2 separate regions of the Mus musculus genome follow, and region 1 is linked to region 2. A link is a contact called in ENCODE Hi-C or POLR2A ChIA-PET data. All regions are on one chromosome and are shown on one strand. Each heading gives the region's core, a stretch centred on a gene start or an enhancer-like site at or near the end of the contact. The rest is flanking DNA. Distances are from core to core; before and after follow the strand shown. Region 1 overlaps Marchf10 (membrane associated ring-CH-type finger 10). Region 2 holds the start of Marchf10 (membrane associated ring-CH-type finger 10).

The links. A loop is a pair of places that touch in the nucleus more often than their neighbours do. ChIA-PET counts read pairs that join two places held with the same protein, here RNA polymerase II (POLR2A).
Region 1: a map of left cerebral cortex shows a loop between it and region 2 (6-fold over the local background). The contact joins the enhancer-like site here to the promoter of Marchf10 in region 2. A Hi-C loop is called at or near these places in 1 of 37 maps with a recorded cell type or tissue (left cerebral cortex). POLR2A ChIA-PET finds 5 or more read pairs at or near these places in 1 of 5 experiments (Patski).

The regions. Positions count from the first base shown.
Region 1 is chr11:105,417,419-105,423,849 of GRCm38, forward strand. The region is part of intron 4 of Marchf10 (membrane associated ring-CH-type finger 10); the gene reads right to left. Among named protein-coding and RNA genes, the nearest start is that of Gm39417, 29 kb to the right of the region's middle. Within about 2 kb of position 3,458, at least 2 of the 3 ENCODE cell types and tissues checked have a DNase peak (open chromatin) inside an H3K27ac peak, as active enhancers do; they include left cerebral cortex, where a contact is called at or near this core.
Region 2 is chr11:105,454,427-105,460,096 of GRCm38, forward strand. It overlaps Marchf10 (membrane associated ring-CH-type finger 10), which reads right to left and starts at 2,309. Exons shown (of 12, transcript NM_172568.2): 1 at 2,048-2,309. The region is part of intron 1 of Gm39417 (a long non-coding RNA gene); the gene reads left to right.

The DNA of each region.
Region 1 (6,431 bases), core at 2,208-4,707, 36 kb before region 2:
GTTTTAGTTTTGATTTTACATTTTATTTATTTTGTGTGCACACGGGGTGGGGCCATTGTCTCCCTGTTTCTTTCTTTTTCTTTTTTTTTTTTTTTTTGGTTTTGGTTTTTTGAGACAGGGTTTCTCCCTGTAGCCCCAACTATCCTGGAACTCACTCTGTGGATCAGGCTAGCCTCAAACTCAGAGATCCATCTGCCTTTAGCCTCCCAACTGCTGGGATTAAAGACATGAGACATGTGCCACCACCACTGATCATCCACCTATTTCTAAATAGGATCTAAGACTATCAAAAAGATGGAATTCAGAGAAGACATTTATTTATTGGTTGGGGTAGCACATATTTGTAATCCCAATACTAGGAAAGTAGAGGCAGGAGGATTGAGGTTACATAATAAGACCCTATTTTAAAAACTTCAAAAACAAAACTCCAAAAATAGATTCAAACGGTGGATCAAGCAAAGTGCTCTCTGATGCTGTAGAGGGGTGGTCCCTGGGGCGGGGCTGGCCAGAAGCGGTGGTCTCCGAGGCAGGACTGACTGACAAAGGAGACCAGGGGAATGTCTTTGGGTGTCTTAAACTCAATCCGGGCTGGGTGACACAGATCTATGAATTTGTCAGAACTCACTCATCAAATCTTACTCTAAATTGTATAATTCAATGTAAATAGCTTTTAATCTCTATAAAAATTAAAAGAAAACAACAAAATCCCGACGTAAACTAAAAACTCAAGCAGTCAGCTCTAGCGATACGTTCAAGTGTTTAGGTGTACAGCTCTCTGACAATCGGAGCTAGTAAGTAAGAGCACAGAGACACTCAGGATGGTCCAGGGGCGTGGGTGGCAGCGGACCAGCCTTCCTAAAGCTGTGCCCCTCCAATATAATTCCTTCAGTTCATATCGTGGGAACTCCCAACGATAAAGTTATTTTCATTGCTACTTCATAACTGTAATCTTGCTATTGTTATGAATCATACTGTAAGTATCTGTGTTTCCCGATGCTCTAGTTGACTCCTGTGAAAGGGCCGTTTGATTCCCAAAGGGGTCTCAACCACAGGTTGAGAACCGACGTACTAGGTGTCTACTCCCTTTTCCAGTTGCTGGGGTAAAACACCCTGCCAAAAGCAACTTAAGGGAGAAAGGGCTTATTTGGCAAACCTAGTGCTGGAGGCTGGAAGAGGGTGTCGGGTCCCACGAAATTGGATTCACAGATGGTTGTGAGCCTTCTTAAGGAGTAGCAATAGATTGTTGTGATCAAACCACAATCAAAGGGCCGAGAGCAGCATTCTCAACCTGTGGGTCACAACCCCAAAGGGGTTGCATATCATATTTACATTACAATTCGTACCAGTAGCAAGATTACAGTTATGAAGTAGCAATGAAATAACTTTATGGAACTTGAGGAACTGCAGTAAAGGGTCACAGCCCTAGGAAGGTTGAGAACCAATGGCCTAGGGGTGGGGTTTAAGAGGGTTTACCTTGCAAATTTAAGGAACCTGAGTTCTGTCCCCAGAACCTAAGCAAAGTTGCTGGATGTGGTGTGTTTGTAATCCCAACTAGGGGGGAGGGGAGACAGGAGAGTCCCTTGGTGTTCGGGCCAGCCAGGCTAGGCTAACTGGTGAGCTCCAGGCCAAAGAGAAACCAGATTCAAAAGATGGGGTGACACCCGAGGTTGTCCTCTGGCCTCCATGTGCACGTATGTTAAAAGTCATTATTAATTAAATTATAAAATTTCAGGGGTCACAAATGGGAGAGGGGACATGTGGCAGACGAGAGAAGAAGGGAGAAAGGTTCTCCTGTAGTCAGGGGAGAAGCAGTCAGAGTTTGGCTGAGGGGCTGGTGGACTGTGTGGCAAGACAGAGAAACCTCAAAGGCTGAGGTGAGGCCAGTGTGGACCAGGGCCGGGGCGACAGACACCCTCGGGTTCCACAGGACATGTTAGTTTCAAACAAAGTTTGGCTCCTATTTTAAAAGCCACAGAAGTGGCTTCAGCAGGCAGGCATACAGATGGGATTCGCTTGTCAACAACACTCTACCATATTACGATATGGAAAATGGGTTTTGGAGGCAGGTAAGAGAGGAGGGCTGGTTGGGAGGCCACTGAAGGAGCTCTGTGGTGACACCAGCTATGCAGATGGATCAAAGTTACATCGGCCCAGTGTAGCAGCTCAGGCCTGTAATCGCAGCACTCAGGAGGCTGAGGCAGGAGAATGAGGAGTTCGAGGATAGCTTGGGCCACAGAAACCAAACCACTACCAATAACAACAAAATTATACCAGGGAAGTAAGATGTGTAGGACTGACCCTGAACTCAACATGGGGGGAGGGAGATGCGGGGGTGGGGGTGGGGGGGGGAGTAGACTGTCAGATTTTAATGATATACACACTGAAGGAAGAATAAAGGGCCAAGCTGGGGGCTTAAGCTGGGGACTTTAGCGGGGGAGAGGGGGAGGCTGTGATCAGCTTGAGGTGTCTTTTTCAGATACCCAGGTAGAGGGAGTGAGAGGCAGTAGAGTTTTAAATCTGGAAATCGAAAGTGGGGTTTGAGCTGGAAGTGTAGATTTGGGAGTCTCTGGTAGTTAACCCCTCAACGCTGGCAGTTACAATGTTAAAGATAACTTTAAGAAAGCACACAGAGAGAAGGCAGCTTGGTGAGGCATGAGCTTGGATGGTGACAAGTGACATCTTTACAATCACACTCTACCCAGCTCCACCTGCAAGCTAAGCTGCAGGCGCCCAGCCACTGTAGTATGAGCAGGACCTGAGATTTCTGTCACCCGTGAAAGTCACAGATATTTTCACATCTCAGTACATTTTTTGCGGATGTCTCAAAATACCCTCTTCGCCCATCGCTTGTTAACTAACGTGTTAATAAGGAAGCACATACATTACAGAATCACAATTTTCTAAAAATATTTTGATGACTATTTCCATAAAAGTGGTTTCCTTTGAAAGCCCGTGTCTTATTTTTTGCCTGAAAACAATTCTAAGGAAATGAGTCTAAAGAGTTCACCGTGAGGCTCAGGAGATTTGTGGCTCAGAGGCTAAGAACGACCCTGCCCCCAACCCCAGGTAGAGAGTAAGATTAGAGCCACACCCTGAGGACCCCAGGATTCAGGAACAGTGTGGAGGAAGATGAGAAGAGGAGAGAAAGATAAAGTGCCTGCCGAGATGGGGAGGAAGTCAGGGCAAGAGTGGCTCTAAGGCCGCCGTCCCCCAGGGGGTGGTACTGGTGTGTGTGTGTGTGTGTGTGTGTGTGTGTGTGTGTGTGTGTGTGTGAGTGTGGCCAGCACCACACAAAGCTGCTCTGTGGGGAGATGTGGAAGTCACTTGACAAAGAGCATTTCTGGAGAACGACATGTGTGTGGAAACCAGATTGGAGTGGGCTGAGGAGAGAGGAGGAGGTGGGGAAATGGAGTCAGGCAGTGTAAATAATTCTTTGGGGAACTTGGGGTGTGAAGGAGAAGTTAGTGGAGGGGAGCGGGGGAAGGAAGGCTGTTCTGTCTCTTTTTAGATCATGACTACATGCTGATGGGAAAGCCCTCTGCAGGGTTGGCTGACGCAAGCAGCAGGGAAGGGCTGGACACGAGTGGGGGGATCCTAAGCACAGAGGGAGAGTTGGAAGTGGGTGAAAATAAGGAGTGAGGAGGAAGAGGAGATGGATTGGAAGCCTGGGAGAAAGGTTCTAGGTAAAGGAGCTGAGCAGCCTTGAGAACTACCTGGAGATTGCTGGCCCTGAGCCCATGCAAAGTCGCTGACATTTTCTTTAGCGGTAATGAATGAGATCCTTTGGGGTGACAATAACATGCAGGATGTGCCTCTGTGTGTGTGTGTGTGTGTGTGTGTGTGTGTGTGTGTAAAGGAAGAGGACACTTGAGACGCCTTGAGAACTGTGAGGCCAGGGTGTGGCTTGGTTATCTAAATGGATGCTGAAGTCATTAGATAATGTGTCTGGAGATCAGGAAGGGGACAGCAGAGAACCAATTGCCTGTCAGAGCCTCACTGAATAAGGGAGAGTAATCAGGAGACCAGCAGGAATGGCAAGAGGAGAAGAAGATGGAATCCAGCTGCACAAGCCAACGAAATGCAGGAACTGTGCTCTGGGAGCAGCAGCGTAGAGTCCTTCTCTTTCCTGGTCCTGAGGGCAGGAGTTAAAGTCATACAAACAGCACCCCTTGCAGGGGCAGTGTCGGGTAAGAGGCCATCTTCCTAACACCGAGATGGAGAAAGAACCTCTTGAGAAAAGACTCATGTACATTTCCTGTAACCTGACAGCCAGGTTGCTCACCACTTCTGCTTCCAACTCCCACGGCAGGATCTGAGTTCAAATCTAAAATTATCATTTTCTGTGAAGCTTTCCCTTGCTTTTGTTCCATCCATCCATCCATCCATCCATCCATCCATCCATCCATCCATCTTTCCATCCATCCATCCATCCATCCATCCATCCATCCATCCATCCATCCATCCATCTTTCCATCCATCCATCCATCCACCCATCTAGCCAATCATTTATGGTCCCACTATGTAACTTAGGTTGACCCACTGGGTACCAGGTTTACAGGTGTATGCCACCTGTACTGGCTAGTTTTGTGTCAACTTGACACAGCTGGAGTTACCACAGAGAAAGGCACTTCAGTTGAGGAAATGTCTCCATGAGATCCAGCTGTAAGGCATTTTCTCAATTAATGATCAAGGGGGAAAGGCCCCTTGTGGGTGGAACCATCTCTGGACTGGCAGTCTTGGGTTCTATAAGAGAGCAGGCTGAGCAAGCCAGGGGAAGCAAGCTAGTAAGGAACATCCCTCCATGGCTTCTGCATCAGCTCCTGCTTTCTGACCTGCTTAAGTTCCAGGCCTGACTTCCTTTGGTGATGAACAGCAGCATGGAAGTGTAAGCCGAATAAACCCTTTCCTCCCCAACTTGCTTCTTGGTCATGGTGTTTGTGCAGGTATAGAGACCTTGACTAAGACACCACCATAGCCAGCTCCCCTAGACTTTATGTTAGGTTGGACAGGTACTGTGTTGGGCTAGAGCTTTTTGTGGTGTCTTCGTTTAATCACACTGTAGGACTTGAGGGAGGGACATGGTTTATTCATTACTCTGCACTCCTAGCACCTAACACATTGTGCTTTCCAGATATGATTTATAATTTCTGCATTTTAGTTTATTATTTTAAAATTTAAATTTGTTTTATTCTTAATTGACAAACAATTATATTTTAATTTTTTTAATGAATGAAACATTATGAAAACAAAATAAAAGGCTATTTTAGGATGAAATGCTGTGTGTTATAAAATCTACTTAATGTGGCCACCCATCTGAATACTCATCTCTTGCGACTGAAAAAATTTAAGATTCCGATATCTGAATTTTAATTGGTTTCTAACAAGTTTTTGTTGTTTCAGGAATTAATTGGAACCATTTTTAAAAAGCAGATAATTTTAATAAAATGAAGTACAGTGAGATACATAGTATTAAAAACAGGGGGAAGGAAAGACGTTTTATCATAATGTTCTCTGCAGTTTCTGAGCTGCAAAGTCCAATTAACTCAGGGAACTGTTTGGGTCAGAGGCCGCCAGTTCATGGTACCAACAATTTCTCTCACTGGGATCACTATTGGTGTGTGTGTCAAGCTGGCTGCACAGCAGGATCAGCCTCATAGAAGAGCAAGGCTGACTTGCTTATCTTCTGAGAGATGCAGGACAGCTCTGCGGAAGCATCCCAACCCAAACTGACAGCTGCCCCATTTTAATGTCAGGCCCTATTTTTAAATCACCTGGTGGGACTGCGACAAAATGCACAAATGAAGGATGAACGGCACCCTGCCAGCTCTTCCAACCGTACAGTTACTCCTTCTTCACTTCCATGCGGCTGCCGCAGAGGACCCCCAGCCCCCAGGTTTGCATGCAGAAGGGGAGAGTCTCTCACCTAAGCACAGAAGGCCCATCCAATTCTGCCTGGTCAGTTTCCTGAAAGGACCAGCCAACTCCATGACTCCTGAGGAGCCCTTTGGAGGCTGTTCTGGGGTTTCTCCGCCCTCCAAGCTCCATCCCCTGCTGGTTTTGTGTCTGTGTGCTGGCCTGCCTGTGGCAAAGGGGAGTTAGGAAGTGTTGTGAATGAGCCTTTGCAGGCGGTAGGTACACCAGAAAAAGGACTGAATCCTGGCACAGCCTTGCTTTGGTCACTAATTTCAAGCCAGTCCACTGGGCACTCTCCTGTCCAAGTAACTGAGGGTCCACATTCTGGCTGCTGTAAGCAGCATGGCTCTGACATTAGGGTTTGGTTATTCCTAACATATTAGCCGTTAAATGAACCCTCGGCTCCTACTGCACGATGGACACCGGAAATGGAACCATAAACTGTCTCCTGTTTCTCTGTCTGAGGGAAAGAGGCCTTATCCCAAGGTGAGCCTGAGCCCAGAGGGTGCTCTGAGAAC
Region 2 (5,670 bases), core at 1,059-3,558:
AAGGATACAGCCCACAGTCCAGCTGGATGAAACATTGTAGGTACACAGTTAACACAGCAAAGCCAGCTACTCTATCCTGGCCTCAGGGTGGAATAATTTAAAGAAGGTTCTTGGTCAGAAGGCATGAAATAACCTGGCCTGAAGAGGCAGGAAACAGTACCACTGAAAGATTTGCTAAGTCTTCCTGACTTCACAATCATCTGCAAAAGAAAGAACTTTAACATTGCCCACGAGAGACTCTCCCCCACCCACCACAAGCTCCCCATTACACTGCATGTCACGTAAAATAACAGTTGAAACACCACCGTGCCACATGTAGTTTCTTATTTAACTATATCAATACTCTATGAAACTAAACAATCTGTCCCCTTGGTGTCTGAGACAGTAGAGTATCTCAGACTAGGAAAATAGTCTCCAGAGGAACTTTTTAGGCTGCACTACAAGTTTGAAAAACTGACCAGAATGAATGAGAAATAGAAATAACTACATAGGAATAAATCCAGAGGAAATCATGCTTAATACTCAAGAGTGCCTTTTTGTGGACCTTCTCAACCAGATGGCCATTTGAAGCCAAGGATTTTGTTTTGTTTTGTTTTGTTTTTCAGATAGAGGCAGGTGCTAGAGTGCTTGCGAAGGGGGGGGGGGGAACGTGGGCCAGGCACAATTCCGAGATCGCAACCGGTGCTGTCTTCTAGTCTCACCTTTGAATTGCTTCTCGTTCTGAAAATCACGCATGATCATGTGTATGTTTGTTGCAAGCTTCTGGTGACAAAGCACTGGATCAAGTTTGTGTTTTAGAAATTGGTGTGCGATGCCATGCTAAGGAGAGGGAAAGGGCCAGGGATGAGGAGGTGTGTGAGGTGGGGAGAGGAAGCGAGTGATTCTGCCAAGGCCTCAAAATTCCACGCATCTGTGAAATTTCAATGAGGAATATTCTAAGAACTCTGTGACATTTGAATTCCTCTCTAGCATAAATTTCCAGGGAATTCAGACTGAGACACCCTGACTAAGGAGAGCAGGAATAAGGACAGACTACATTCCTTTCCAGTCTCTAAAAGTATCACACATGTGTGCATACATGCACATGTGCATGCCTGTGTACATGCTGTCTCCTTTTTCTGTGACTACATTTGTCAAAAAAAAAAAAAAAACAAAAAACAAAAGATAAAAACCACACCTGACCTGAAAGAAGTGCTTTTAAAATAAGCTGTCTTACCGTTTTCTTGCAATGCTCGCTCTGTGAAATATCATTAAAACTATACTGTCTTGATTTTGGCAAATAAGCAAAATGTAAATTTAACCTCTCTATACTGAAGCTTCATTTGAGGCAAGATATAAGTAGCTGTGTTACTACCTGACAATCAGGTCTATAAATTCCTCCATGTCTATGATTGGCTGCTTAGAAGAAGAGTTTCAGAAGACTTTAATCTTTTCCACAATGAATTCATTTGTAATGTCAAGGATTACAGGATTTGTTTCAATTTTAGTTTGGAAAAAAATCTTAGTTTTTTTTAATATCATTTTTTAAACTTGTGCTGAATATAAGTTTAGTGACTTAGGCTCGGTTTATACTTTTCAGAGGCTGAGGGCTTGAGGCAGGGTGGTGTCAAGAAAGGGTGACTGTTCCAATTTAACGTAGGAAATAATGGTTGTGTAAAAGGGGTGTATGAGAGACCTAGCTAACACACACAGACTATTAAGCCCAGAGCAGAGACTGTGTAATTGGAAAAATGAAAAGAACATCACAAGTTTGACAAGCGATTGGGTTCTACCATTAATAATACCATCGTTTCCACATTCAAAAGCTGTTTCCTGGATTGTAGACCAATGTAGCTGTGCGGCAGTTGGGGGTGATGGAACTACCAGTGTACAAAAACCAACTAGACTCCAGTTAAATCTGTTCCTTTGAGGTAGAAACAAACTGGAGCTACTGTTAGCCCGAAGAAGAGAGGGGCGCTAAGAGGTCTGATTTCCCTTCAGAATCTTTTAAGTTTTAAAGGTATAGTTGATCCTCAGTTCTGGGAAGGCTGGGGCAGGCGCCCGTTACCTTGGGGATCAGCACTTTCACCCCTCACAAGGGGCTAAAGGGGCCGCGGGGCGGAGCGGGTGGGCGAAGAGCCGCCCATCAATCGTGCGTGGGGCCGGTCCTGGGCTCCTCTTCCTCCCCCACACCTCACTGTCTTCCCTCCTTCTAGAGGGCCCTCTTCCTTCTCCTCCCGGGAGGCAGCTGTCCGCCGCGGCCTCCGGCCTTTCTTGGGGTGGAGACGGTGGGGGCGGCTGCCTGGCGTCCTCCCGTTTCCTTGGCAACCGTGCCTCCCTCCTCGCGCGGAGCCTGTGCCGCTAGTCGCGAGGGAACGTGGATCGTGGGGGTGGGGCAGGGCTACGGCCCCGGGGGTCCTGAGTCCACACGTGGGCGGCTCTGCCGGTTGCCGTGGGAACGAGAAGGGATGCAGTTGAGAAAGGAAAGCAGTGATGGCGGCTGGCTTGGAAGAGATGCTCTAGGAATAGGCACTCTGATTTTGTCTGTGTTCACGCCCAGACTCAGTGTTGTTTCTTATAAGATGAAGATTAGAAAATGGGAGAGGAAAAAAAATTAAATAAAACAGTAAAGGGAATAAATGAAAAGAAGAAAAGATACTGCACTCTTTGAAATGGTTGTTATACAGGGATCTCAGGCAGAATGTTCCGATCCAACCTCAGAGCAGAAATAAACAATTAAGGGAGGCACCCGATCAGCTTCAGAACGGAGCCCGAAAGCTAGCCTCTTAGTTAACAGTAGTCATTACGGGCTTCTCCAGGAGAGAGGAGCTTGGAGGTTTAGACCAGTGCCCACCAGGTTCTTGGTTTACATCACTGTTTCTAGGCTGCGTTTATTTTTCACTGAGGGGCTAATAGGCAGCCTTGAGTCTTCTATTTCTTTTGCATATTTAGGTACTTAGTACCTTGCTGACTGATGTCACCTAAGGGCATTTTAGATTGGGCGGAGAGCAAAGAAGATGGACAATAGAAATTGTTGGAACTTTCACCAGTGTCCCAGAGTCTCCACATGTCTGGGGTCCAGGAGACTTCTATGCAGCCCCTGTAAGCCCACATTCAGGTGGTGGCTTTGTGTTTGCAGTATGACACCCTTTCTATTCTTATCACTACCACCCCTAATTTAGGACTCAGTGGTCTCTAAACTGGATTGATGTTTGAACCTTGCAAGGACGCTCTGAGCCCCTGTCAGTCGTACCCCAGGTCCACCTCTCCCTGTGCCACGTAAACAGCCTAGGTCCCATGTCTTAATCACCAACAAGCCACTCTCAGACTCCAGCACTGCCTAAGAAGTGAGCCCCAGACTCTGGACTGTGACTGTCCCTATTTGTTCCCCAGGACTTGCTTTCTTGGTTTTGTCCTTGAGTCATTTCTTGCCAGTTGCGGCTCTAGGACATGCCAAACCCTCCTTCTCACCTTCACGCCAACTTCTAAGACGTATCTTGAGCAACACAGAGTCTAGACAAAATATGCCTTGGGGAAGTCTTTGTTTTGGGCTCTTTCTCATCTGACCTTCATTGCTCTCCCTTTCCAAACCATTTTCTATTTTTAGTATGTTTAAAGATTTTTATTACATCTTATTTTTATTGGATGTGTGAGAGGGCAAACATGCCCCAGTGCAGGGAAGGGGAGGTCAGTTTGCTGAAGTCTGTTCTCTCCTACCGTGTGGCTCCCAGTGACCAAACCCGGCTTGTCGGGCTTGGTGGCAGGTACTTTTTACCTGCAACACCATGTTCTAGTCTTGTTCTCAGCCGGCTAACAAAGATTCTCTATTAAATCGTTGACTGGTAAAGACATACCATGGAACCTCTTTCCATGGTCTTTGCTGTTCAAAGGACTATAATTAAGGACCCCCAAGTTTGAGACACTTTCTGGGATGTAGCTCAGTGCCTGTCTGGCATGAAGCTCTGGGTTTGATCCTTAGAGTGGATGTGATGGCAGATGCCTGAAATCCCAGTTCTTAGAGGAAGTGAGGGCCTTCTAGGGAAACCTCCTCACTCTGTCAGAGACTCTGTGTGGGGGGAGGGGGGTTGTGGGGATTGCAGTAAAATGAGAAGCGGGAAGCTTTTTCTTAGAGACCAAGGACCTAACTCAGAGATGATAGTAGTAGTGGTAATTAGTGATAATTATTATTACTGATTAACAGAGGAGGACATTGAGGACTAAGAGAGATAGTTGAATAGAGATGACACAGCCAAGGACTCCTGACAAGGAATGGATCCAGAGCCCGGGAGAAGACTCCCATTCCCAGCAGATTAATGTTGCCCACTAAGTAAGAAAAAAGACACTACCATACTGGCATATATTAGATATGGATTTTTAATTTTCTGTTTTAAGAGCTAGAGGAAAAAAAAAAGTACATTTCACCCCCAAAAGGCTGTTGTGAGGTTTAAATGAGAGAAGACAAACATTAATTGGTAGTTTCATTTTCCAAGGCACATTTTACTGCTAAAACACAAAGTACAAAGCTTGGAGAAGTTACCTGTCTCAGCATGAAACATTCCTATACTTAAAAAAAAAAAAGATTTATTATATTATTATATGTAAGTACACTGTAGCTGTCTTCAGACACTCCAGAAGAGGGCGTCAGATCTCATTACGGATGGTTGTGAGCCACCATGTGGTTGTGGGATTTGAACTCAGGACCTTCGGACTCGGAAGAGCAGTCAGTACTCTTACCCGCTGAGCCATCTCTCCAGCCCCTTTGCTTTGTTTTTGTTGTTGTTATTTTGTGGGGTCTCTAGGGGGTCGGGTCATGACTGCATTACCCAGGCTGACCTCAGATTCTTGGTCCTCCTACCTTCGCCTCCCCAGTGCTGGGGTTACAGGTTACAGGTGCCAACACACCTGGAAGAAAGCATCATGCCCTTGAGAGAAAGAGGCAGTGGCAAAGATCAGCTCCTAAAGAAGCTACAAAGCAATTCAGACAGTCAGCTTTTCAGGAGTAAACTTAACCCTGACATGTAAATTACAAAGCAGGTCAGCTCCTGTACTAAAAAGCAAGTGTGGCCAAAGAGAAAAGTGGAAGCCTGAGAGAAGAAACAGTTTCCATGGAAGGAAGCATCCTAAGTGCCATTACTTTTTGCCCCTGGTAAATGAGGAGAGGAAAGGGGCTTAAATAGTCATGGGTTCTAATCACCGAGGTGACCTGCATTTGCAAATAAGCCACAAGAAATCCTTTACTTGAATCTAAGAATTCTGTAAAGGGCAACCGGAAGTGTAACGATTCAGGTGAAGCCTGTGGAGGTTTCAAAACAACAACGAAATAAAGTATTTAATCCAGAGCAAACTGTCAGGAGGCTCTTCTAAGACTGCCATGCCATGTTCATGGGGACTTGGCACAGGTACGCAATGGTGTTGAAATAGCCAATCCTAACACACACACACACACACACACACACACACACAGAGAGAGAGAGAGAGAGAGAGAGAGAGAGAGACAGAGAGAGAGACAGAGGCAAACAGGGGAGGGGAGGGGGAGAGAGGAAGGCAGGGAGGGAGGGGGACAGACTACTAACTAATTAAGGTCCTTGTAAGCGTACAATCAGGAGCTTCTACAGGCCACAGAGCTTTGTGCCAAGTGGCCTCCCTCGAAATGCTTAGACAGGGTCATTTTGCCTTGAGTCTTCCATGACT